Linked DNA regions of Homo sapiens: all the other regions are linked to region 3. A link is a loop called in an ENCODE intact Hi-C map of the cell type or tissue named here. Cell type or tissue: PC-9. All regions are shown on one strand. Links, peaks and the distances in the headings refer to the core of each region. The heading gives the core; the rest is flanking DNA.

Region 1 (8,289 bases), core at 1,168-6,167, 94 kb after region 3:
GAAAAGGAGGCTGATACTGTGGAACTACATACCTCACAGCGTAATCAACCTCTGAGGGATTCCCAGGCCCCATCATAGATCTCCTGAATCAGAATTACCAAGGATGATCATTTTGTTTGGGAACCATTTACCAGGGGCAAGCACAGAGTTTTCCAGCCTAACAGCTATACACATAAATCTGCACCACCTCATCACTTAGTATATGACCTTTGGAAAGTCTCAATGAGCCTTGCTTTCTTTATCTGTAAAGAAAGATGACACCTGGCCAGACGCGGTGGCTCATGCCTGTAATCCCATCACTTTGAGAGGCTGAGGCAGGCAGACCTTGAGGTCAGGAGGCCGAGGCAGGCAGACCTTGAGGTCAGGAGATCGAGATCATCCTGGCTAACACGGTGAAACCCTGTCTCTATTAAAAATACAAAAAATTAGCCGGACATGGTGGCGGGAGCCTGTAGTCCCAGCTACTTGGGAGGCTGAGGCGGGAGAATGGTGTGAACCGAGGAGGCGGAACTTGCAGTGAGCCGAGATCGCGCCACTGCACTCCAGCCTAGGCGACAGAGCAAGACTCTGTCTCAAAAAAAAAAAAAAAAGAAAGATGACACCTACCACACAGGGCTACATTCTGTGTGTAAACCACTTGCACATAATAGTTCTCAACAATAAGTAATTATTACAATATTAATATGATTTTAACAAAGTGTAATAGGTACCATCCAATTTTTCTGAAATTTACTTTACAATAAGCTCATATTATTTTAAAATTAAGAAAAATAAAGCTATTTCTATTTTTGTTATGGAATGACAGCAAATAATAAATTAGGTACTAGATACCAAAAACAAGATACGTAATTTTCTTTTTGAGACAGAGTCTGGCTGTGTTGCCCAGGCTGGAGTGCAGTGGCATGATCTCAGCTCACTGCAGCCTCTGCTTCATGGGCTGAAACCATCCTCCCACCTCAGAGTGGTTAATTTTGGTGGTTATTTTGTTTGTTTTTTTGGTAGAGATGAGTTTTCATCATTTTGCTCAGGTTGGTCTCGAACACCTGGGCTCAATCCATCTGCTCGCTTCAGCCTCCCAAAGTTCTGTAGCTAGAGCACTAGAATTTTCTTGTATGCTCCAAACCCCACAGTGTAGCACAAAGAGGACATCTACACATGCAATGGGTTTCATTGCAGGAGAGGACCCCAAGCTTAAAGAACCCTAATCTTTTTATACTAAACAATAAGTATGCCTGCCATTTGTTTCAGAGGTAGACATTATATCTGTCTTCTAAGTCTCTAAGCAAACCTGCTCCTTCTGCTGGAAGGGGACACTATCTGTCTTCCAAGGCTGTTTCCTATACAAGCTTCTTTGAGGAGATAGTATGGAACAAAGACAATCAGTGCCACTGTTCACAAGACATGCAGACATGCAAAAGACTCAGAGAGAATTTCTTCCCAACAATAGCCATAAGACTGTATAGTTTCCATACAGTGGTGGCTCCTGGAAATTTTTCCCATATTATGCCACTCCATCAGCCACTCTAAATAATTTAACAGAGGCTGGGACCAAATCCATTTGTCTCACACAGCACTTAATTAAGGCTCTTATCAACAGCACTTTGTACAGCAAGATGAGGCCATCCGGCAGTATTAACCCCAGCCATGGCTCCCGGGGTCCTGGTCCCAATCAGCTTAACAAATCCCATACACCATCATGGTTTACTTAGAAAGCCAAATGGCTTTCTCTTTGTTTCTATATTGACCTTTTCACTTGGCCTAAGGCATTAATCCTGGCACAGCAAGATAGAGCAGAGATTGCACAGACTTCACCTGAGAAGAAAGTCTGGGGCAATTATTTCATTCATAACAACCATGGCTAGTGAGCTGAGGCTGACCTGCTTTTCCTTTCAGGGTCCAGGCATGTCACTGAAAACTTCAGCGAAATTTTTACCACTTCACTTTTCTAATTGGATGACTACTGTTATAGGGATAACTGCCAGCAAAGTATACATAAATAACGAATCTGTTTGATTCTTTTTTTTTCTTTTTTTTTGAGACCGAGTCTCACTCTGTCACCCAGGCTGAAGTTCAGTGGAACCATCTCCGCACAATGCAACCTACACCTCCCAGGTTCAAGTAATTCTCCTGCCTCAGCCTCCCGAGTAGTTGGGATTACAGGCGCACGCCACCATGGCCAGCTGGTTTTTGTATTTTTAGTAGAGATGGGGTTTCACCATGTTGGCCAGTCTGGTCTCAAACTCCTGACCTCAAGTGATCTGCCCACCTCGGCCTCCCAAAGTGCTGAGATTACAGGCATGAGCCACCACGCCCAGCCTAAGAATCTGTTGTCTTACTGCAGAGATCTCTCCATTACCTAAGAAAAGTCTCATTTTGGAGAGATCTCTGTGGTCATCTGAGGGCCACATGATCTGTCAGTGATGCTTCCTTAAACACTTAAAGGGATCTTATGATTACCCCTAAGGTGTTTTTAGGGGAGACAAAATAACTCCTGGATTCCACACAGGAAATAAAGACCTGAGGGCACACAGAGTGCCCCTGGAAAGAAAGTGTTGTTGGTCTCCCTAAGTGGGACATACATCATTCAGAGGGCATAGTTTGACAGTTCCTCCAACTTGGCCTCCTGGCAAGCTGGTAAGCCTTAGGGTTCCTGGTTCAGTTTGAATAATTGAGGCTAGTCCCTGTTTTTGCAGAAATTGCCTGAGGGCTGTCAGTCCAAACTGCCCTAATTATCTATGCCATCAGACAGGTGTTGCTCATTCACCCCACGGAATGACTGACTAAGCAATAGCTATGGGAAGGGAGGTGAGGAAGACATCCAGCGGTGTTAACCAATGTCTTGCATGGGAGATATAGAAAATGGGGCAATCCTTTGCTTTATCTGATAGATTCTTGCTGAGGTGAAGGGGAATGACAATCAAAATCATGGTCAGCACCATCATGGGGGATGGCCGATTCAGCAGTTTCACCATTTATAGTGTTTGCAACAGTTTTGGAGAGCTGCATCTGGGCATTTTTTCTTCCTGAGGAAAGACCCAGGGGTGGCTCTGAAGGATATTATTAGAGATCCTTCTTCCCCCTCCTGGCATCTAAGGTATTCTCCCCTCATGTATTGGAGTTGCTTTCTCTCCATCACTATAAAATCAGCTTGTCCTATTCCAATAGTTATCATTCACCTTTTTCCAATCATCTCTACTCATACCCAGACCTTTCATCCAAAAGAGTCAGGTACAAAAGGGATAAGGCAATTTTATAAAACTTACAGAGACTCACGCCACCTACTTAGGCCTGCATGAGCCACTGGGTGACTTATGAAGCAAATGTACTCAACCAAGTGGTGATTAACCTCATGATATAGACTCACAGCAACTCAACTAGAGAATCCAGGGGACTGAGCCAGAATTAAGTTGAAATCCCTAGGCCTCTTTCTGGCTGGACTACCAACCCACTGTCCTGGGACTGCCATTAGTGAACAGAAAAGCAGCATGGTCAGGGAGTGTTGGATACAATGAGTTCCAAATTTCTCTTTTAAGAATCATTATGTCAGTATGTTCAGTTCTTTGTCCTCCGTTTTAAAGTTTAACTTCCTCATAGTTTCAGTAAAAAACCTTTCCCACCAGTTTTAATCAGTAGTTCACATCTGTTCCCCTGGTCACCTGCTCCGTCCTGACTCATCCCAGTCACCTGCTTTGACCTGAGTCACCCCTGGTCACCTGATCTGGCCTAAGTCACCTTTAGTTCCCTGTTCCTAACTGTCCTTCCTGCCAAACTACTCACCCCGCCACTCTGGCTCATACCCCTGCTCTCTTTAAAATAGCCGATCAGAATTAGCTTAGACTGTATAGTCCAACCCTAGCCAATAGGGGAATGACAGAGCAGTAGGGGCTACCTGCATCAAGAGTAAGAACCCCTTCCCCTCTCTTGTTCAGGTGTCCTCTCGCCATTACTCCATTCGTGAGTCACACCCTTCTATAGAAGTAAAAATTGTCTTGCTGAGAAAATTAAATTTATGTTCAAGTGCTATTTCTTTGTGGCACCAAGGAACAAGCATTTTATTTCTAACAGGGAGGAATCCAAATTTTAAAATAGCAATAGGTCATCCTGATCATTAACCAGGAAGTGGCTGAGAGGTGATCTCTTTCTGAGCATAGCCACATTCAGTGACCAAACTGCCTAGTTAAGGTACATGGCCCAGAAGGAGAAGAGAGAGCTAGAGTAAAATTCTATTTGAATTGATTTTTGAAGAGGCCATTCCAGTATTCAATATCAGATGCCTGTGAACGGTAGGGAGTATGGAAAGTCCATCAAATACCTTGACTGTCAGCACTTTGTTGAATAGCTTTTGTAAAAGAAAAAAAAAAAAACTCACTCCACTGTCAAGCTGCAAAGGCCCAGAAGGCCAAACACATGACACAGATTAGTTTCAAGGGCTACAATATTATAGCTGGAATCTGCTGATCGGGTTAAAACAGCAATATTGTGTTGAAAGGAAGGTGAAAGGCACGTTTCACCTGGCGGCAGACAAGAGAAGAGAGCTTGTGCAGTGAAATTCCCCCTTGTGTAATCGTCACTGAAAAAGTATCAACAGCATTGCAGCACAATGGGTAGCCCTGAGAAGAGATCGGAAGTCTAATGTAGTCAATCTGCCAAGAACAAGGTGTGGGGAGATGGAGGTGATGGCTCATGCTATGTGACCCCCCTCACTGCAACACTTTCACAAGTCTGCCTTTTAGGTAGCTTCTGCATTAGAAACAGTCTTTTCTTTATTTTATGCCAAACCTACGGTGGTAGATAGGTCACCATGTCCAGTACAGTGACGGATCTAGTCATAAATGGGAGCAATCTGGACAGTGCAGTCTTGATCAGCAGCTCGATACCAGAGAACTGGCCCTTACTATAGACATCTACATGAGTGACCCAACAGCTTAACTGATTTATTACCAAATTTTGCAGCCCCAGAGAGGGTGTCTTTAATCTACCAATCTGTAGTTTTCCAAGTGACGGACTAAACTCCCAGGCCTTTGGCTATAGCCCAGAGGTCAGTAAAAATATAACAAGCTTTATCAAAAGGAACACTGGCCAGAGATATGAGAATAGCCTTGAGTTCTGCAAAGGGAATGGAGCAACCCCACCCATGTTTGGCTTGGCAGAGCTGGCACTGAGGCTGAACAGTGGCAGCAACTCAATGAATACCATCAGTTTGAAGCTTAACCAAGTCTGGGGATTTGGTACGCTGCATCCCAGCCACACTAGCCATGGCTAAAAGGGACAAACGTAGAGCTCAGGCCATGGCTTCAGAGGGTGCAAGCCCCAAGTCTTAGCAGCTTCCACATGGTGTTGAGCCTGTGAGTGCACAGAAGCCAAGAATTAGGGTTTGGGAACCTCCACCTAGATTTCAGAGGCTGTATGGAAACTCCTGATGCCCAGGCAGGTTTGCTTCTGGGTCGGGGCCCTCATGGAGAACCTCTCCTAGGGCAGTGCAGAAGGGAAATGTGGGGTCGGAGCTCCCACACGGAGTCCCTACTGGGGCACTGCCTAGTGGAGCTGTGAGAAGAGGGCCACCATCCTTCAGATGCCAGAATGGTAGATCCACCAACAGCTTGCACCGTGTGCCTGGAAAAGCTGCAGACACTCAATGCCAGCCCATGAAAGCAGCCAAGAGGGAGGTTGTACCCTGCAAAGCCACAGGGATGGAGCTGCCCAAGACCATGGGAGTGCCCATCTCTTGCATCAGCATGACCTGGATGTGAGACATGGAGTCAAAGGAGATCATTTTGAAGCTTTAAGATTTGACTGCCCTGCTGGATTTCAGACTTGCATGGGGCCTGTAGCCCTTTTGTTTTGGCCAATTTCTCCCATTTGAAATGACTGTATTTACCCAATGTCTTTACCTCCGTTGTATCTAGGAACTAACTAACTTGCTTTTCATTTTACAGGCTCATAGGCAGAAGGGACTTGCCTTGTCTCAGATGAGACTTTGGACTGTGGACTTTTGAGTTAATGCCGAAATGAGTTAAATCTTTGGGGGACTGTTGGGAAGGCATGACTGGTTTTGAAATGTGAGGACATGAGATTTGGGAGAGGCCAGGGGCAGAATGATATGGTTTGGCTCTGTCCCCACCAAAATGTCATCTTGAATTCCCACGTGTAGTGGGAGGGACCCAGTGGGAGGTAATTGAATCATGGGGGCAGGTCTTTCCTGTGCTGTTCTTGTGATAGTGAATAAGTCTCATGAGATCCGATGATTATATTAGGGGGATTTTTGCTGCGCAAGCTTTCTTCTCTTGTCTGCCGCCATGTGAAACGTGCCTTTCACCTTCTGCCATGATTGTGAGGCCTCCCCAGCCATGTGGAACTCTAAGTCCAATTAAATCTCTTTTTTTTTGTAAATTTCTCAGCCTCAGGTATGTCTTTATCAGCAGTATGAAAACAGACTAATACAGCATCTCTTCCCAATCAGTAGGATCACCTCTGGCACTTATAAGCATTCAAATTACAATCATGTAAAACATTGATGCCAATTATATATTCATCAGTGGAAGCTACAACAGTACACTAAACAGACCCAAAGGGTCACTTGCAACAGGGTCACTTAATTTCTCTTTACTGCAAAAATTGCCCAAATCCCATCAGTTGAATTAAGGTGCCCCTTCTTTCCAAGCGGCTGCAAAGACTCATGCCTTGAATAGTTATATGCAACAGCACCATAAAGTTTGAATTTTTTTCCTCCACAGTTCCCCACCATATTCAAGCAACTGCATAAGTGCATAAGTGCATATTGGATTTTTTTTTTTTTTTTTTTGAGACAGGGTCTTGCTTTGTCACCCAGGCTGGAGTGCAGCGGTGCAAAGACTGCTCACTGCAACCTCAACCTCCTGGGCTCAAGCAATCCTCCCACCTTAGCCTCCCAAGTAGCTGGGACTACATGTGTGTACCACCATGCTTGGCTAATTTTTGTATTTTTTGTAGAGACGGGGTTTCACCACATTGTTCAGACTGGTCTTTCACTCCTGAACTCAAGTGATCTGCCCACCTCCGCCTCCCTAAGTACGGGGATTATAGGCATGAGATATTGCACCTGGCTAGGTCTCACTCTTAATTATCTTTCTCCTTAACAAAGCTGAAGTCAGGGTAGGAGGCAAAGAAAAGGTCAAAGGCACAGAAGAAGAGCAGTTTTCTTTGAGAAAATTGAGGCCTTGCATTCAATTTCAAGTGGCCCTCACTCACGGCTCATCTGAATGAGCTTCTGAGGTTTTTGGACCACCCAAATGTCTGTATTGAATAGCACCTCCTCACTGCTCACATTATTTATTTCCATTTTGGGGATTCTTTAGCTTAGTAGCCATAGCTACCACTGCCCCTAGTCCAAGACCATGGCACCTGTTGTCCCATTGTCATAAGATCCCTTTTTCTATCTGCCCAGAAGAGAGTAACAACTGAGGCACAATTTAGGCTGCTGTTTTCATCCTACTTCTCACCACACAGCCCCTAACTATTAATTAACAAGTAGGATATTAGGGATCCTTATTCTCTTAACTCACCCAATACTTAGGCAAATGCATTTACCTCTTGATCCAAGTTGTCCCATCTTCAAACCTAGTTTGTGGGTCCATTATCCCTCCTCTTCCAGAAGACCACATCTGCCAGCATCCCATCCTCATCACCTAAACTATCAAAAACTATGAAGAGTCTGAGATTCTACTCTACTTGCAAGCTAGTCTGACAGCTTTGTAGATGCTAGCAGAAGACAAGAGATTCAGGGTTAGAGACAAAGAACTTTATTACTCACAGAAATAGTCAAAATATCAACATTTTCTTGTTCTGGTTCCCAAGCCCCAGTTCCCACAGGGCAATGCAAAGACCAGGTGATATCTGTATGTGCAGATGGTTGCATTACAGGAAAGGAACCCTGAGCATAGGGAACATAAAGCTTTTATAATGCCGTTTGGTCCAGAAAGAGGCACTCTCTATCTTCCAAGGCTCTAAATATACCTGCCCTTCATTTTGGAGGGAGATACTATCTCTATCTTCTCTATCATATAAACATCCTTGAAAAATTATGCAGTCAGTACCTCTGCTTATAAGATATACAGAAACACTAGTGGTCCATGGAGACTCATCTAATTAGCCATACCTTGTTTTGTTGCACATCACTTTGTTGTGCTTCAGACATTGCATTTTTTACATGATGAAGGTTCGTAGCAATGCTCTCAATCGACCCTGCAAGTCTATGGCACCATTTTTCCAGCCTCGAGTGCTCATTTCATATCTCTGTCACATTTTGGTAAT
Region 2 (8,289 bases), core at 1,884-6,883, 1.1 Mb after region 3:
GATTGTGTGTCTATAGGAAACTGCACAGATAAGCTAAAGCTCATGAATTCAGGCTAACTTGAGAAGAGAAAGGCCAGACTGAAAGAAAAGAAAGTTTTATTTAAGATATGATGTTTAATTACTTTTAAATACACAATTACAGGCTAACTAAAGGGCTCCTTCAGGGCTGTGATTCAAAGATTTACAATTATTTCATTAAAAGCACATAATGAAAACGTGGCATCTCTTTCATTTTATCAGTAAACAGATGGAAGTTGATGAAGTTAAGTGATGTGCTCAAGGTCACACAATGAAACAAATTGGACTAAAACCCAGATCTCTAGATATTGAGCCTGGTGCTCCTTCCTCTATATCGGTGGTTGGTACAAACTTTGGCTTGTATTAGAGTCACCTGGAGGGTTGTTAAACCACAGCTTGCTGGGCCACCCCCCAGAGATTTTTATTCAGTAAATCTGGGTTGAGGCCTGAGAATGCATTTCTTACCAGTTGCAGGTTACCTATTGCTTCTGGCCCAGGACCACATTGAGGACCACTCCTCCGTATAAGCCTCTTTATCTCTAACACTTAAAATACTCAAGGGTTCTAGAAGGGAGTTAGGTCTTTCAGGTTGCTTAATCATTTTCTCAGAAACCCTCCTTATACTATTAGTTTGCTTAAAAAGAATATTTTCTTCATGAAAACAGTCTCCTTGAACTTTATTCATTGAAAACACTCAAGCTGTTCTAGATAGACACTGTTCTGGGCATTAAAGATATAGTAAAATACTTTGTCCTCAGAGTCCAGGCACGGTGGCTCACACTTGTAATCCCTAATCCCAACATTTTGGGAGGCCGAGGCGAGAGGACTGCTTGAGCTCAGGAATCTGAGACCAGCCTGGGCAACATGGTGAAAACCCATCTCAAAATAAAATACAAATAATACAAAAATTAGCCTGGTGTGGTGTCGTGCACCTATAGTCCCAGCTACTTGGGAGGCTGAGGCGTAAGAATCACCTGAGCCTAAGAGGTCGAGGCTGCAGTGAGCCGAGATCGCACCACTGCACTCCAGCCTGGGCGACAGAGTAAGACCTTGTCTCCAAAAAAAAAAAAAAAAAAAAAAAAGGAACAAAAAAAACCTCTGTCCTCAGAGAGTTTACCTTGTGTAGGAGATACTAATAACACAAAATAAAAGAATATAATATGTTAGCAAGAGTGCTAAGGAGGAAAAAAGAAATCAAGGAAAAGTGTAGAAATGTAGGGCAGGAGAGCATGTTGACATTTTAGGTAGGGTGGCCAGAGTAGACAAGAAGGCAACCATGAAGTAAATACTTTTTTGTTGTTGTTGTTGTCTGGCTAGAGTGCAATGAGGTGATCTCGGCTCACTGCAGCCTTGACTTCCTGGGCTCAAGCAATCCTCCCACCTCAGCCTCCCAAGTAGCTGAGACTACTACAGGCATGCACCTGCAAGCCTGGCTAATTTTTTTTTTTTTTTTGTATGTTTAGTAGAGACGGTGTCTCACCACATTGCTCAGGCTGGCCTTGAACTTCTGAGCTCAAGCAATACACCTGCCTCGGCCTCCCAAAGTGCTAGGTGTACAAGCGTGAGCCACCATGCCTGGCTGAAGTGAAGACCTGAATGAAGAGCGTGAGCTGTGTGGCTGTGCAGGAAGGAGGGGCCAGGCGGTCTTCAGTGAGTGCAGAGGCCCGGAGAAGGATGCACCTTCAGGGACAGCAGGGAGTCAGCATGGGGGAAGTCGTGTGAGTCAGGGGAGTAATAGGAAATGAAATCAGAGGTAACAGAATGCCAGATCAATGCTGGGACCTTAGGAACTGATTTTGACAATATTTAGTAAATTCCCCTAGAAAATATCACTCCATTTCTCTTGCTTTAAAACATATTTTGAGGGAACTTTAGGTCCCAGCCTTGAGTGGGCCCCAGAAGCTCCCAATCCTAAAGGGTATAGAAGTTCCCTCCACAAAGTGGCTGATCAGTGTGCCAAGTTGCGTGTTTTCCCAAAGCAACAGAGTACAGACCCATATGGAGAGACGTATATGGAAGGAAATAGGTTTCTTTGGCCACCTTTTCTGTATAAATGTGCCCTACTCCATCCTCCCCCAACCCACACCCCAACTCCTATCCTCAGCTTCTTCACTAAATTCCAAGTGAATTGCCCTGGCAATGTCTACCACATTTTTTCTGTATTACGAATTTCATCGTCTACACTTCTGGGAAAAATTAACCCCACCCTTATGACTTGTGAGCTGTGGCTCAGACCTTCAGTCCTTTTTATGGTCAAGCTTTTGGGTCTTGGCCCACCCACAACCACCTGTAATGGGAAAAAAACCTCATTAAAACATTAAAGGACTTTTTGTCATCCTGGAAGGTTACTAAACTTATATTCGAACAAATAGAAATCTTCAAAGTATAATAGTTGCCACAGTCAAAGGCAGATTACTAGGCTGAATAGATCATTGGTCTAAGAAAGTTGTGGAAAAAAAATCATGTCCTTTGCAGCGACACAGATGCAGCTGGAGGTCATTATCCTAAGTGAATTAGTGCAGGAACAGAAAACCACATGCTGCGTGTTATCACTTATAAGTGGGAGCTAAACACTGGGTCACATGGACATAAAGATGGTAACAGTAGACACTGAGGACTACAGAAGGGAGAAGGGAGGGAGGGGGGGAAGAGACTGAAAAACTAGCTCCTGGGTACTATGCTCACTACCTGGGTGACAGGTTCCATTATACCCCAAACCTCAGCATCACTTATTACACCCTTGTCACAAACATGCACATGTACCCCCTGAATCTAGTACTTGACTATGTTGTCTTGGAACCTGGAGCTAGGTCCTGCAAAAAAAACTTGGAACTATAAAGATGCAGTCCTGAACTCTAAGAGATTATATTCTAAAATAAAATGTCTTAGACCTCTGAGGATGTAGGGGTATTTATGAAATTAATGTTTTCCTATTGGTACGTGAGAAATACTTTCTAGCAGAAAAACTACCAAAAAATGCAAGCCTCCCTCACATTTTGGTTTTAAGCCTTCAGAGACTACATTTATTATCTTGAACAGAATATAATTTTGAAGTCATATTGGCAAATTGTCAAGTTATCTGTGGGTACAAATTATAAAATACTGGATATAAAACCAGACCAGACACAGTGGCTCTGGCCAGGCACAGTGGCTCACACCTGTAATCCCAGCACTTTGGGAGGCCAAAGCGGGCGGATCACTTGAGGTCAGGAGTTCAAGGCCAACCTGGCCAACACCGTCTCTACTAAAAATACAAAAATTAGCCAGGCATGGTGGTGCTTGCCTGTAATCCCAGCTACTTAGGAGGCTGAGGCTGGAGAATCGCGTGAACCTGGGAGGCGGAGGTTGCAACGAGTCCAGATAGTGCCAGTGCACTCCAGCCTGGGTGACAGAGCAATACACCATCTCAAAAACAAAACAAAACACAACACAACACATGAGTTTTCACTGATGACTTTTCCAGATTTGAATTGGCTCTTGGGGGCCCACATAGAGCAGAGGGTGAATTTCTATAGGTGAACTTGCCAACCTCTCTAGAGCAGGCCCTGCTGCTCCACCTAGAATAACACATCACATGCAGGTTACTTCAAGATCCTAGCTGCTTCTGCTCCTAGGATCTGACAGCTGTTTGGGACAGGGACATTTTTTGCTGTTATTGATCTCTAAACTCTTAGACTGTAAGAGCTAGAAGTGACCTTTAAGGTCATTTAATCCAACTGTTCCTTTTATACTTGAAGCAAGTCTTTAACATCCTTGCCAAGGGCTCCAGCAATTTTGGTCAAACACCTCTATCTAGTGTTTACACTTAGGAATAATCTTAGGTGAGAACAAATATCCTGATTCCATGTACTGAGGAAGGCTTTTGTGCAGGAGGTAAGTTTTGGTGTGGTTAATATATTCAATTTAAATGTTATTCAGTTCAATTAAAAAAGATGAAAAGGAAACTTGGCTAATGCTTTTTTTTTTTTTGTCAAATGAAACAATATTGTGGATGAATAATCAAGAATATTTCTTTGGAATACAGATAAATGGTAAACACTAATCCTAAATATCCATCATATTTGCCATCCTAATTAAAAAAATCCCAAATGCCAGACCACAATAGCAAAATGCTTAATAGTGCTGCCTACCCCAGTAAGCCATCATGGCTTGTCTCCAACAACACAAACAGATTTTATGGCCCAGTCTTTACATGAATCACTCTGTGAAAATGATAGCAAATGTAATAACCCCAGACAGCTGCAATTATCTAAGTGTCTCCCTATTAGCCATTTGAATGGCTGAAGCCTTATAATCAAATTAGAGTGAATGCTAATTGAAATCTAATAGAGCTTATATCCATGTGATTAGATATCAGAATTTGATTCCAATATTGTTAAATTACAGACAGGGCCCATCAAGTCATACTAAAATGCGGTAACCTCAATGACAAAAGGAGATGGATTCTTTCAATAAAGAGAGCAAGCCGGAACCAGTTTGTATGGTGTTACCGCCACCTACTGGGACTTAGTGGAACCGCAGAGACAATTTTTCCTTTGACGTGGGCACAACTATTCTCTTTTCTCTTTTTTTTCTTTTTTTGACGGAGTCTCGCTCTGTTGCCCAGGCTGGAGTGCAGTGGCGCAATCTCAGCTCACTGCAACCTCTGCCTCCCTGGTTCAAGCGATTCTCCTGCCCCAGCCTCCTGAGTAGCTGGGACTACAGGCGCGAGCCACCACACCCGGCTAATTTTTGTATTTTTAGTACAGATGGGGTTCCAGCATGTTGGCCAGGATGGTCTTCATATCCTGACCTCGGGATCTACCCGCCTCGGCTTCCCAAAGTGCTGGGATTATAGGCGTGAGCCATTGCACCCAGCCTTTTCTTTCTTTTTTGAGGCAGAGTATCCCTCTGTTGCCCAGGCTGGAATGCAGTGGTGTCATCACAGGTCATTGCAGCCTCAACCTCCTGAGCTCAGGCGATCCTCCCATCTCAGCCTCATGAGTATCTGGGACTGCAGGTGTGTGCAACCACACCCAGCTAATTTTTGCGTTTTTCGTAGAGACAGGGTCTCACTATCTTGCACAGGCTGGTCTCAAACTCCTGGACACAAGCGATCCATCTGCCTTGGCCTTCCAAAGTGCTGGGATTACAGGCATGAGCCACCGCACCTGGCCTACATAGACACTTAAATATTTGCCTACTGGATTTGGCCCAAAATTAGCCTGATTATTTATTTATTTATTTATTTATTTATTTATTTATTTATTTTTGAGACAGAGACTCACTCTGTCGCCCAGGCTGGAGTGCAGTGGCATGATCTGCACTCACTTCCACCTCTGCCTCCTGGGTTCAGTCGATTCTCCTGCCTCAGCCTCCTGAGTAGCTGGGACTACAGGCACATGCCACCATGCTCCGCTCATTTTTGTATTTTTAGTAGAGATGGGGTTTCACCATGTTGGCCGGGATGTTCTTGATCTCACGGCCTCATGATCTACCCGCCTTGGCCTCCCAAAGTGCTGAAATTACAGGTGTGAGCCACCACGGCCAGCCAGCCTGATTTTTTAAAATTATAATTTTATTTTTTATATTTTTTATTTCAATAGTTTTTGGGGTACAGGTGGTTTTTGGTTACATGGATAAGTTCTTTAGTGGTGATTTCTGAGATTTTAGTGCACCTGTCACCTGAGCAGTATACAATGTACCCAATATGTAGTCTTCCATCCTTCACTGGCCTCCCAGCCTTCCCCTACAAGTCCCCAGAATTCATTGCATCATTCTTATGCCTTTGTGTCCTCATAGCTTAGTTCATGCTTTTAAGTGAGAACATAAATTATAATTTTCTTTACTCCAGTGTGTATTCCTAAACCATGCTGAATTGTTAATAAGGCAAGAATATAAACATATAAATGAAAAAGTTTGAATAAAACTTACTGGAAAAGCAAAGAAATATCATTTGAAACATTTAACAAGGGTTAAATACATCTGAAGTGATAAAAAGCTTACTTCAATGCCAGCCTTATGGCTAGTGACAGGCAGAACAATGCCGCCCCCCGCCACCCTCTGCCCCCGGATGTCTTAGTCCTAATTCTCAGAATTTGTGATTTTGTTAGGTTATATGGCAAAAGGGAATTTAGGCTGCAGATAGAATTAAGGATATTAATCAGACGACCTTGAGATAAGGAGATTAGCCTGTCTTAGCCAGGTGGGCCCAGTGTAACCATAACAGTACTTATAAACAGAGGAGGGAGGCAGAAGAGAAACAGGGAAATGGCAGTGTGAAAAAGACATGGCCTGATGTTGCTGGCTTTGAAGGTGGAGGGATGAGGCCACAAGCCAAGGGATGCAGGCAGCCTCTAAAGTGGGAAAAAGATCAGGAAACTGAGTCTTCTCTAGAGCCCCCAGAAGGAGCACAGTTCTGCTGCCCCCTTGATTTCAGCCCAGTGAGACTCATTTTGGACTTCTGACCTTCAGAACTGTTACATAATACATTTGTATTGTTTAAGCCACTAAATTTGTGGTAATTTGTTATGGCAGCAATGGGAAAACTTATACATGGATTGACAGAAGGGAAGCTGAAAGTGAAGAGGCAAGTAAAGATCAAGGCACTGTTACACACGGGCAAAGCAGTAGACATGGAATCAGAAATTCCCAGTTACTGTTAGTATCTCTGTAACTCAATTACTTAACCTCTCTGTGTGTCAATACTTTCATCTGTATGAAGGGCTGGTACTTCCTCAGATGGCTGTTGTGAGGAGGAAATGAATCGATGCGAACCCTTAGCACAGTGCGTTTGGAGAGCCCTAACACATGTGCACCGCTGTTGCTGCTGCCACATGCCATCACTACGACTGCCACAGGGTTAATGGTGGTTTTTTGTTGTTGTTTAATGAGTAGGTGTTTATTTACAAAATTATGTGTACCATATATACATAATTCAGACAAAATTCACAAATGAAGGATTACAGATTAAAATTACATTAGCTTTTTGCATATAACAAGGTTTTATTTAGCACATTCAATTAAACGCATGCCTCTAATCACATTGCATTTTTGGTGGTTGCTGCACAGTAGATGACAGGCCTTGGCTTACAGAAGTGAAAACAGACCATCTCAGTGTAAGCAATTATTCTTGAAATTTTGATTGGCAACTTTGGCTCTAGGTTAGTAAAATTAAATTTGCTTCTTATTAATCATGACTATTGGGTACCAATTTAGGGTGTCACTCTTTCATTAAGTTTTTGGAATAGGTCAGAATATACAGAACTACACAATATTAAACATGGTGCTAGGCCAGGCGTGGTGGCTCACATCTGTAATCCCAACACTTTGGGAGTCCGAGGTGGGAGGATCACTTGAGGCCAGGAGTTCAAGACTAGTGTGGCCAACATGGCGAAACACTGTCTCTACTAAAAATACAAAAATTAGCTGGGTGTGGTGGAGGGTGCCTGTATTCCCAGCTACTCAGGAGGCTGAGGCCGGAGAATCGCTTGAAGCTGGGAGGCAGAGGCAGCAGTGAGATGAGATTGTGCCACTGCACTCCAGCCTGGGCAACAGAGTAAGACTCCATCTCAAAAAAAAAAAAGAAAGAAAATGGTGCTAATGTTTGCAATTGAGAATCTCCGCAATGTAAATTTTTTACTTGATAGTTCTAATTAAAAGTGTCAGTTTTCACATTCTATATATAATTCCTATAATTATACATCATTTAAATTTTTTATTTTAAAAAAATTTATGTTCATAAGAAGTTGCAAAATAGTATAGAGAGTTCCCCTATGTCCTTCACTCATCTTTCTTCAGTGCTAATATTATCAAAACCAGCAAACTGATGCTGGTACAATGTTAACCATAACTACAGATCTTATTCAGATTTCACAGTTCTTACACATACTTTTTTTTTCAGTATACAAGTTCTATGAAATTTTTTCATATGTATAGGGTTGTGTAACCATTACCATGATCAGGATACAGAATTGTGCTGTCACCACAAAGAAACTCCTTGTATTACCCCTCACAGTCACACTGTCCCCTGTCCCTAAGCCCTGGCACTGACTGATCTGCTCGCCATCATTATAATTTTGTCATTTTGAGAATGTTACATAAATGGATTTATATTTCAACTTTTGAGATTGCCTTTTTTTCAAGCCAATTCACTCAGTGTAATGCCTTTGAAATCTATCCACGTTGCTATATGTGTTAATAGTTTGTTCCTTCTTATTAATGAGTAGTGCACCATTATATGGGGGTACCAGTTTATCCATTCACCTGTTGAAGAATATTTGTTTACAGTTT
Region 3 (8,289 bases), core at 1,415-6,414:
CCACCCAACTCAGCCTCCCAAAGTTCAGGGATTACAGGCGTGAGCCACTGCACCCGGCCCACTTTCTGTTTTCTTTTTCCTTTTTTTTAAACATTTTTGGGACAGGGTCTCACTCTATTGCCCAGGCTGGAGTGCACTGGCACAATCATGGCTCACTGCAACCTTGACCTCCTGGGCTCAAGCGATCGTCCTACCTTTGCCTCCCAAAGTGCTGGGATTACAGGTATGAGCCATTGTGCCCTGCCAGAGATCACCTTCTGAACCAGTACTCTATACCCAATTTCAGAAAAGGAAGCACTATGGATTCACTAAGGACAAGCTATGCTTAACCTTATTAACTCTTAAAATGGAACTTCACAGTATACTTCAGATTAGTGTTTCTCAAACTTAAGTAATGCATGCACCTCTTCAAAAGGAAAAAATTCTCATAAACCCCGTGTTGCCTTAAATTCTCATGAAATATTGTGGCAGAGACCACTAACAGTTCCTTAGCATTAATTCTCCCTACCTTCCTTTTCGTTAATAGAATTCATCAAGTTTTACCCAGAGCTTACATGTTGCAGCCTCCCTTGCAACTGAGTACAATCATATGACAAGTTTTGGCAGTGAGAAGTGAAGAGAACATAAACAACTTCTGGTCATGTTCTCATTAAGACGCTGCCAGTCCTCGACTTCCCCTGGACCCCTTCCCATAGCTGGAAATCCAGTGAAGTGGGGATGAAACTGCTTCAACCATGTGAATGAAGGCAGTACTCAGGACCTTACTATTCAAAATGTGGCCTGCGAACCAGCAGAAGGAGCAGCAGCTGGGACTTTGTGGAAATAGGGGTTCTCAGGCCTCACCCTAGACCTACTGATGCCAAACTCTGCATTTAAATAAGATCTCCAAGTAATTCATATTCACACTAAAATTTGAGAAGCACTGATCCAGGAGAAGGTAGAACAACAAGCTAGAAGGAGCTTGGGTATCTAGACGACCCACCCTACTACACCACCTACCAGCTCAGACTTTTATAAGATAAGTAGACCTTCTATATTTGTTTAAGCACCTTTATTTTTACGTCTGTTTGATCCAAAATGCCAACTATATTAATATGTACAAACAAAACATGATATAAATTCCCACCTTTACAGCTTTTTCAATATAGTGTATTTGTTTTGTACCTTGCCTTTCTTCAATACCACAACCATTATTAAATCACATATATTATAGTGGTTTTATTGAGTAGTTAAGCTGATTATGTGCCAGTCCACAGCCATAAAATTAAAACAAATTTATAAATGAAATAAAAAAGAAAACTATAAAACCAATAAAAATCCAAATGAACAATTGTTTTAATATAACGAGGTAGATGATGTTTTTCTGCTGGAACGAAATCACTCTTCTCTTCACAACACAGCTACGGAACTGATGTTTCCACACAAATGTTTTTGAGTTTGGCATATTTATACTACCACGTGTTTTGTGATGGCTCAATTCTCTTACCAATTGACTCTATTTGAAGTACTGTCAAATCACCATTAGCATCAAATGTCATGATAGCTTTTGACTTCGCTTGGTCTAAATGCATCACTTACATCCTAAGTTACTTCTGTTCTTTTCTCATGCACACAGGATAATCCAAGAAGCACAACTTAACACCAGCTGTGTTATAAATACAACTGCAAACACAATTTATAACATAAGATGGTCATCCAGAAACCTAGAAAAATAAAACTTACATGCACACTAAGAAACTATAAATAAATGTTCATGGCAGCTTTATTTGTAATAGCCAAGAACTGGAAAGAACCCAAACATCCTTCAACAAGTGAATAGTGAAATACACTGCAGTACATTATACAGTAGAATATTACTCAGCAACAGAAAGAAACATACTGATACGTATGACTTGGATGGATCTCAAGTGCATTATGCTAAGTGAAAAAAGCTCATCTTAAATGTTTACATACTCTATGGACCATTTATATAACATTCTTGAAATGACAAAATTATAGTGATGAAGAACAGAGCAATAGTTGTCACAGGTCAGGTTAGGGAGAAAGTGTAAGTATAACGTGGTAACACCACAGAATTTCTTTGGGTGATGGAATTGTCTGCACCCTGGATGTGGCTGTGTTTACATAAATCTACACGTGATAAAATTTCACAGAGCTATGCACACACACATACACAAACACAAAAAGTGCATATAGGCTAAGTGTGGTGGCTCATGTCTGTAATCCCAGCACTTTGGGAGGATGAGGCAGGTGGATCACCTAAGGTCAGGAGTTCAAGACCAGCCTGGCCAACATGGTGAAACCCCCATCTCTATTAAAAAAAAAATTAGCCAAACTTGTTGGCATGCACCTGTAGTCCCAGCTACTTCAGAGGCTGAGGCAGGAGAACCACTTGAACCCGGGAGGCAGAAGTTGCAGTGAGCCAAGAACACACCACCACACTCCAGCCCGGGCGACAGAGCGAGACTCAGTCTCAAAAAAAAAGTGCATATAAAAACTGGTGAAATCTGAATAAAATCTGAACTTTAGTTAATACCAATGTCAATTTCCTGGTTTGCTAATGTGCTGGGGTTAAGATGCTATCTTAAACTAAGGGTATATGGGAACTCACTATACTATTTTCACCACTTCTCATGGGTAATTCTCAAGTATTTATACTCTAAAAGTACTTATACTTCTTAAGAGTATTTATACTCTCAAAGTATCTCAAATTTTTTTTAATCTTAACCTAATAACAAAGTGGACCAAATGGAACATCTTTTGAGACTTTGTACCTCATCATGATTCAGGCAAGGCACAACCAGTGTCAAAATACTCAGAGAAAGAGGCATTTACAAAAGGAAAGAAAAGTTCACCTTCAAAGAGAGCAAGAGAATCAGACTTCTGAAGGACTGGTCGGTTAAATAAAAAATATAACAAGGACTTAAAGGGAAAATGTGCAGTATTACCAAAGTTACAAAATATCCATTCACGTGTTTCTGGTGAGAAAGCAGCAACTTACTCACTTGACTGCTGTATTCACAAAGCTCTCGCCATAGCTCTAAACATCCACATAGCAAATATGGGGTCCGGGAGCTTGTTTTGGAAGGTGCCCAAGTTTACAATAAACATTCACGTTTTATTATTTGGGGACCAGGCCTGTCAGGGTGACTCTGATACTTCTGATTTATCTCAGGGTGCAAAGTTTTTATGTTTTTATTTTTTACTGTTAAAGGTGAAGTGTTTAGACATACTGGAAACAGAGCAGATTTGGCTTTTATGCAGAACATGTGTGATCTGCCAAAAGCACCTTCACTTTAACCCCTGTCATGACTGGGTCTGAGACTGATTTTCCCCACCACCCACTGTGACCCCACTGGGTCAAGGCTTGTGTCTGCGTGTCTGCTGTTTCTCATAGAGTATCACAGTGGAGAAATCATGAAGAATGCAGTCAACAAATTAAGAGGACTTGGAGACCATTCAAGAGTCTGGAACAAACTAATGAATGAATTATAAGAACTTAGGAAATAACAAAACAGTCAACATTCATTGGCTTATGAGATAGACACTACACAGAGTGCTTTCTATATATCATCTCATTTCATCCTCACCACAGAAGGCAGGCATTAGTCTCGTTCTCAGTGATGGGCCTGAGACTCCCCTGACTCCAGAGCTCATATTCGTAACCAGTACACTATGCCCACTTTTAGAAAAGGAAGCACTAAGGTTCACTAAGGACAAGCCATGCCTAATCTTATCACCTCTATAAATGGGACTTCCAAACTAACAGATCTGAGAAATAGGACAGACCTGATTTCAGCAAGGGATTGACAAGATTTTTATTATTAAGGAGAATGACAAGTTTGAAATGAGATCTTAAAGCCAGGACACAAGGAACAGAAACAATCACATGTGGGGATGCTTTCGTGAGAATTAAAGCTGCAGATGAAGAGGCTGGAGTGCATGGATTTTTCCATAGTCTCTAGGTATGTTGTGTGTTTTTCTCGATACGTGAATCTAACCAGTGAAATTCTTCTCACGCCGAGCCCCCAGTTTGTTCCACCTGGAAATTATTAATACCTTGTCTTCCTGCCTTTGACCTGGAACGGCAGTGTGAGAATATTCTCCCAGGGGGCAGCAGAGAGCAGCAGGACGCTCCAGCATTGGAAGCCATACCCTGGAACCAGCTCAGACCTGTCCTCAGGGGCACCCAGGCTGGGCCCAAAATCTCAGAGTGTGCAAACACAAGCCTTCATAAACTGCCCCTACTAAACCTCACCTGCCCCAACCAGCACTACAGATACAAATCACACTGCCAAGGCAAATGGCAGAAGGAAGGGTGAGGCAGGGATAAGAAACTATATACACACCGATGGGGAGGGGGAAGCCTCACCTGCTTTAACCCAACTTGTTTTTCAGGTCCAGAAAAGCTGCACCCTTTGCAGCTTTGCTTCATGTCCATGTATTAAATGCATATTCACGCAGAAAAATGTATCATGAGAGTGTTAAATAAGAAAGGCCCCTGACCTGAGGCTGTCTCTGTACTCTCAGTTCCTAGGTAATGAACCGCAACCTAACTTAGCACATAAACTGAAAACCTAACTTGGGAGAATAACAAACAGCTGAGTCTCAGCCCCTCTGCAGCCCAGCTTCAGCCAATCACAGGCTGCCAACTGATCAGACCCGAGGCCAAATAAGGCAAGAGCTGAGCTGCAACCAACCAGGCTATTTCTGTACTTTAACTTGTTTTCTATATCACTGCTTCTTTGCAGAGTTCTCTGAATCTTTTGTAATTCTGAGTGCTGCCCGATTCATGAATCATTCCTTGCTCAAATAAACTGCTAAATTTAAATTGTCTAGAGGTTGTTTTGTTTTTTTAACAAGAGGCTTGTTTAAAAAGGCTCCTACTGAGGCAGGAGAATAGGATCTGGAGGCAGGAAACCTTCACGCAGACTTCCTAGAACTAAATTGAAAGGAAAACCCTAACTTTCCACACCTAAGCAACAAAACGACCAGAGGCTACTCTCTTTGACCTTTTCTGAACGACAAATGGGAAATTGGGTGTCAACAACAAATCAGACTGATTGCAGGTGGAGTCTTCTTTTGCAACTTGGTAACTTCACTCCAGCCTCTGAATAGTTGCGGTCCACAACCAGTCAGACCGATTGCAGGCCAAGTCTTCGTTTGCACATAGAAGTATAACTTTGTAACTTCACCCTAGCCTCCGATTGGTTGCAAAATGCCTCTGATAGGTTTGCACAGGAGTGACCTTTGTAACTTCAGCCTCTGGTTGGCTGCTTTCTGCAACGAGACTGATTGTAGGCTACCAATTCATTTACATGAGATGAGCATGAAGTGGCCAATGGGAAACTTCTAGTGGGTATTTGGACCCAAGAAGATTCTGTATCCGGGCTCTTGAGCCGCAGCTCGGGTTCGCTCCCACCCTACGGAGTGTACTTTCGTTTTCAATAAATCCCTGCTTTCATTCTTTTGTTGCTTCTTTGCTTTGGTGGGCGTTTTGTCCAATTCTTTGTTCAAAATGCCAAGAACTTGGACACCTTGCAGTCACAACCCCACTACCAGTGACACTACTGCCTCTCAGACAAGAACACCCAGAGGCTGGGCACGGTGGCTCACGCCTGTAATCCCAGCACTTTGGGAGGCCAAGGAGGGCGGATCACAAGGTCAAGAGATCGAGACCATCCTGGCTAACACGGTGAAACCCCGTCTCTACTAAAAATACAAAAAATTAGCCGGGCACGGTGGCAGGTGCCTGTAGTCCTAGCTACTCGGGAGGCTGAGGCAGGAGAATGGCGTGAACCCGGGAGGCGGAGCTTGCAATGAGCCGAGATTGCGCCACTGCACTCCAGCCTGGGCGACAGAGCGAGACTCCGTCTCAAAAAAAAAAAAAAGAACACCCAGAGAAGAGCAAGGAGGGTGTGTGGCCCAAAGGTGAGGTTTCCTTTCTATCCCCTCAAACTTTTACTTTAAGGGCCACTCAGGTTTTTACAAGAACAGATTTGTGGGTACCACCCACACCCCAAAGCATCACACCTTGAGAATCCTGAGACCCATTTACTGTTGACACCTGAGTAGTGGAGGTGTGTGAGTTGAAGGGATCCAAACTTTCCAGGTAATTATTACATTGGCGAACCATACAAGGCCCAGAACACAGGCTCTAACCTATGAGGGACACAGGTTTGAATTCAATAGATGATCCCACTTTTGCAAGAAAACTTCCTGTGACTAGGAAATAAGATGTCCCTTTAAACTCTACCCTAGAGGGCCAGACTTCAGTTTCCATAAACCACAAACAGTTCATCTTTGAAACAGGTACCTGGGAGGCCAAGGCAGGCAGATCACTTGAGGTCAGGAGTTTGAGACTAGCCTGGCCAACATGACGAAACTCCGTCTCTACTAAAAATACAAAAAGTTAGCCGGGTGTGGTGGCACATGCCTGTGATCCCAGCTACTTGGGAGGCTGAGGCATGAGAACCGCTTGAACCCGGGAGGCAGAGGTAAGCCAAGGTCGTGCCACTGCACTGCAGCCTGAGTGACACAGACTAATCTCAAAAAAAAAAAAGAAACAGGTACCTGGGAAACCTTGCTTGTCCCAGGGTTTGGGGAATATCCTGCATATAACATTAGATAACTGCAGTTTTCCCCTTTTGGGTAAATAAACAACATACAAAACTCAGACCTTGTGAGCACAGCTCCCAAGAAAAAGCACTACCATCCTTTCACATTCCTTCCCCCACCAAAAAAAATTCCCTTCTTCCAGCCCCAAACAAGCCTCTTAACTAAAAGGAAGTCCTCTGGGGAAAGCTGATGACCCCATGTCTAACACTGCCTCTGGCAAGTCAGAGGCCTCAGAAACTAAAATTAAACTCCCAAGAGCAATTAACCCAGTTCAGAAGACACATGAGAATTTGGCTGTTTTTAATTTTTTGAGATAATGCAGTCCCTGTATAGAAAAAAAATCCATGAAATCCACAATCTTCAACATTTGCAATTTTTTTTTTCTTTTTGAGACAGGGTCTTGCTCTGTCACCCAGGCTAGAGTGCAGTGGCACAATCATGGCTCACTGCCGCCTTGTTCTCGGACCAAACTGAGGGTCGGGCTGCTATTTCTTATGGCCTAATAACAAGATGCAGATGAACTGAGGAAGAAGATTTTTATTTCTGCAACCGGTTACAAGGAGAAGGCCTGGAAATTATCACCAGACTAACTCAAAATTACAAAGTTTTCCAGAGCTTATATACCTTTTAAGCTATAAGTCTACATGTAAGTGTGCATTCATCAAAAGACATAAGTGATTAACTTCTTTTAATCTAAAATTAAGGTGTGAGTCCTGAAGACCTTCCTCTGGAGCCTCAGTAAATTTACTCAATCTAAATGGGTCCAGTTGCTGGAGTGATTAACCTTATTTTGTCTCCTGCTAAATCATGAAGGTTTGAGGAGTTTGTGAAGGCCTGGGGAGTTTCTTCAGACCCCCAATAAAACTTGTTTAATCCTAAACAGGTCCTGTTAAGAATTCCTTCATTATTTTGCTTTAAGGCCCAGGAAAGACCTAGGCAAAGCTCTTGGTGGGCTTTTGTTACATCCCAGCCTTTGTGTAAGGACACTGGCTCTTTCAGCTTTTAATATTTAAGTTAACTACACAGTCAGTGCTGAAACAGTTGTTATGGAGGCCTGCGTTAGTGAGACCTGGCCTGCCACAGCCTTGACTTCCTGGACTCAGGTGATCCTCCCACCTCAGCCTCTGGAATAGCTGGGACTACAGGTGCATGCCACCATGCCTGACTAATCTGGGGGGTTTTTTGTAGAGATGGAGTTTCACCATGTTGGCCAGGCTGATCTTGAACTCCTGGGGTCAAGCGATCTGCCTGCCTCAGCCTCCCAAAGTGCTGGGATTACAGTTGTGAGCCACCGCACCAGGCCCCAAATCTTTCATATTAATCAATACTCTCCATCAATCCAAATCCTGGCTGGAAGGAAAATAAGGATGAAGACCAAACTAAAGAAACCTTTCTGCCTTAATCTTTCCAAGATTTTGTTTTAGTTCAGAAGTTCTGTTCTTGAATCCTTCCAGTTCAATTTCTTGTAGAAGACTAGGCTAGTAAGAAGCCCTTCTGTTACCAGTTAAGGGTGTCCAGGTTCTTGGTGTTTTGAACTAAGATTTAGACGAAATGCACAAACAAAGCAAGGAAAGAATGAAGCAACAAAAGCAGAGATTTGTTGAAAATGAAAGTACACTCCACAGGGTGGGAGCAGGTATGAGCATAGGGGCTCAAGGGCCCTGTTACAGA

The links. Peaks named below come from ENCODE experiments on the same cell type or tissue, not always from the same donor. Only the 100,000 strongest peaks of a DNase experiment are listed, where the experiment ranks them.
Region 1: it touches region 3 in a loop (11-fold over the local background); 2 of 110 quality-filtered maps call a loop at or near these places.
Region 2: it touches region 3 in a loop (18-fold over the local background); 19 of 110 quality-filtered maps call a loop at or near these places.

Annotation. Positions count from the first base shown.
Region 1 is chr14:34,421,958-34,430,246 of GRCh38, forward strand. No RefSeq gene overlaps it. Among named protein-coding and RNA genes, the nearest start is that of SPTSSA, 36 kb to the right of the region's middle. In PC-9, for the core only: no CTCF peak of the experiment used is centred there; a DNase peak (open chromatin) is centred at 3,644; H3K27ac peaks cover 1,706 bases.
Region 2 is chr14:35,418,059-35,426,347 of GRCh38, forward strand. No RefSeq gene overlaps it. Among named protein-coding and RNA genes, the nearest start is that of NFKBIA, 17 kb to the left of the region's middle. In PC-9, for the core only: CTCF peaks have their summits at 4,522 (motif pointing left) and 4,722; no DNase peak of the experiment used is centred there.
Region 3 is chr14:34,327,712-34,336,000 of GRCh38, forward strand. No RefSeq gene overlaps it. Among named protein-coding and RNA genes, the nearest start is that of SPTSSA, 130 kb to the right of the region's middle. In PC-9, for the core only: a CTCF peak has its summit at 4,127; a DNase peak (open chromatin) is centred at 4,560; H3K27ac peaks cover 1,105 bases.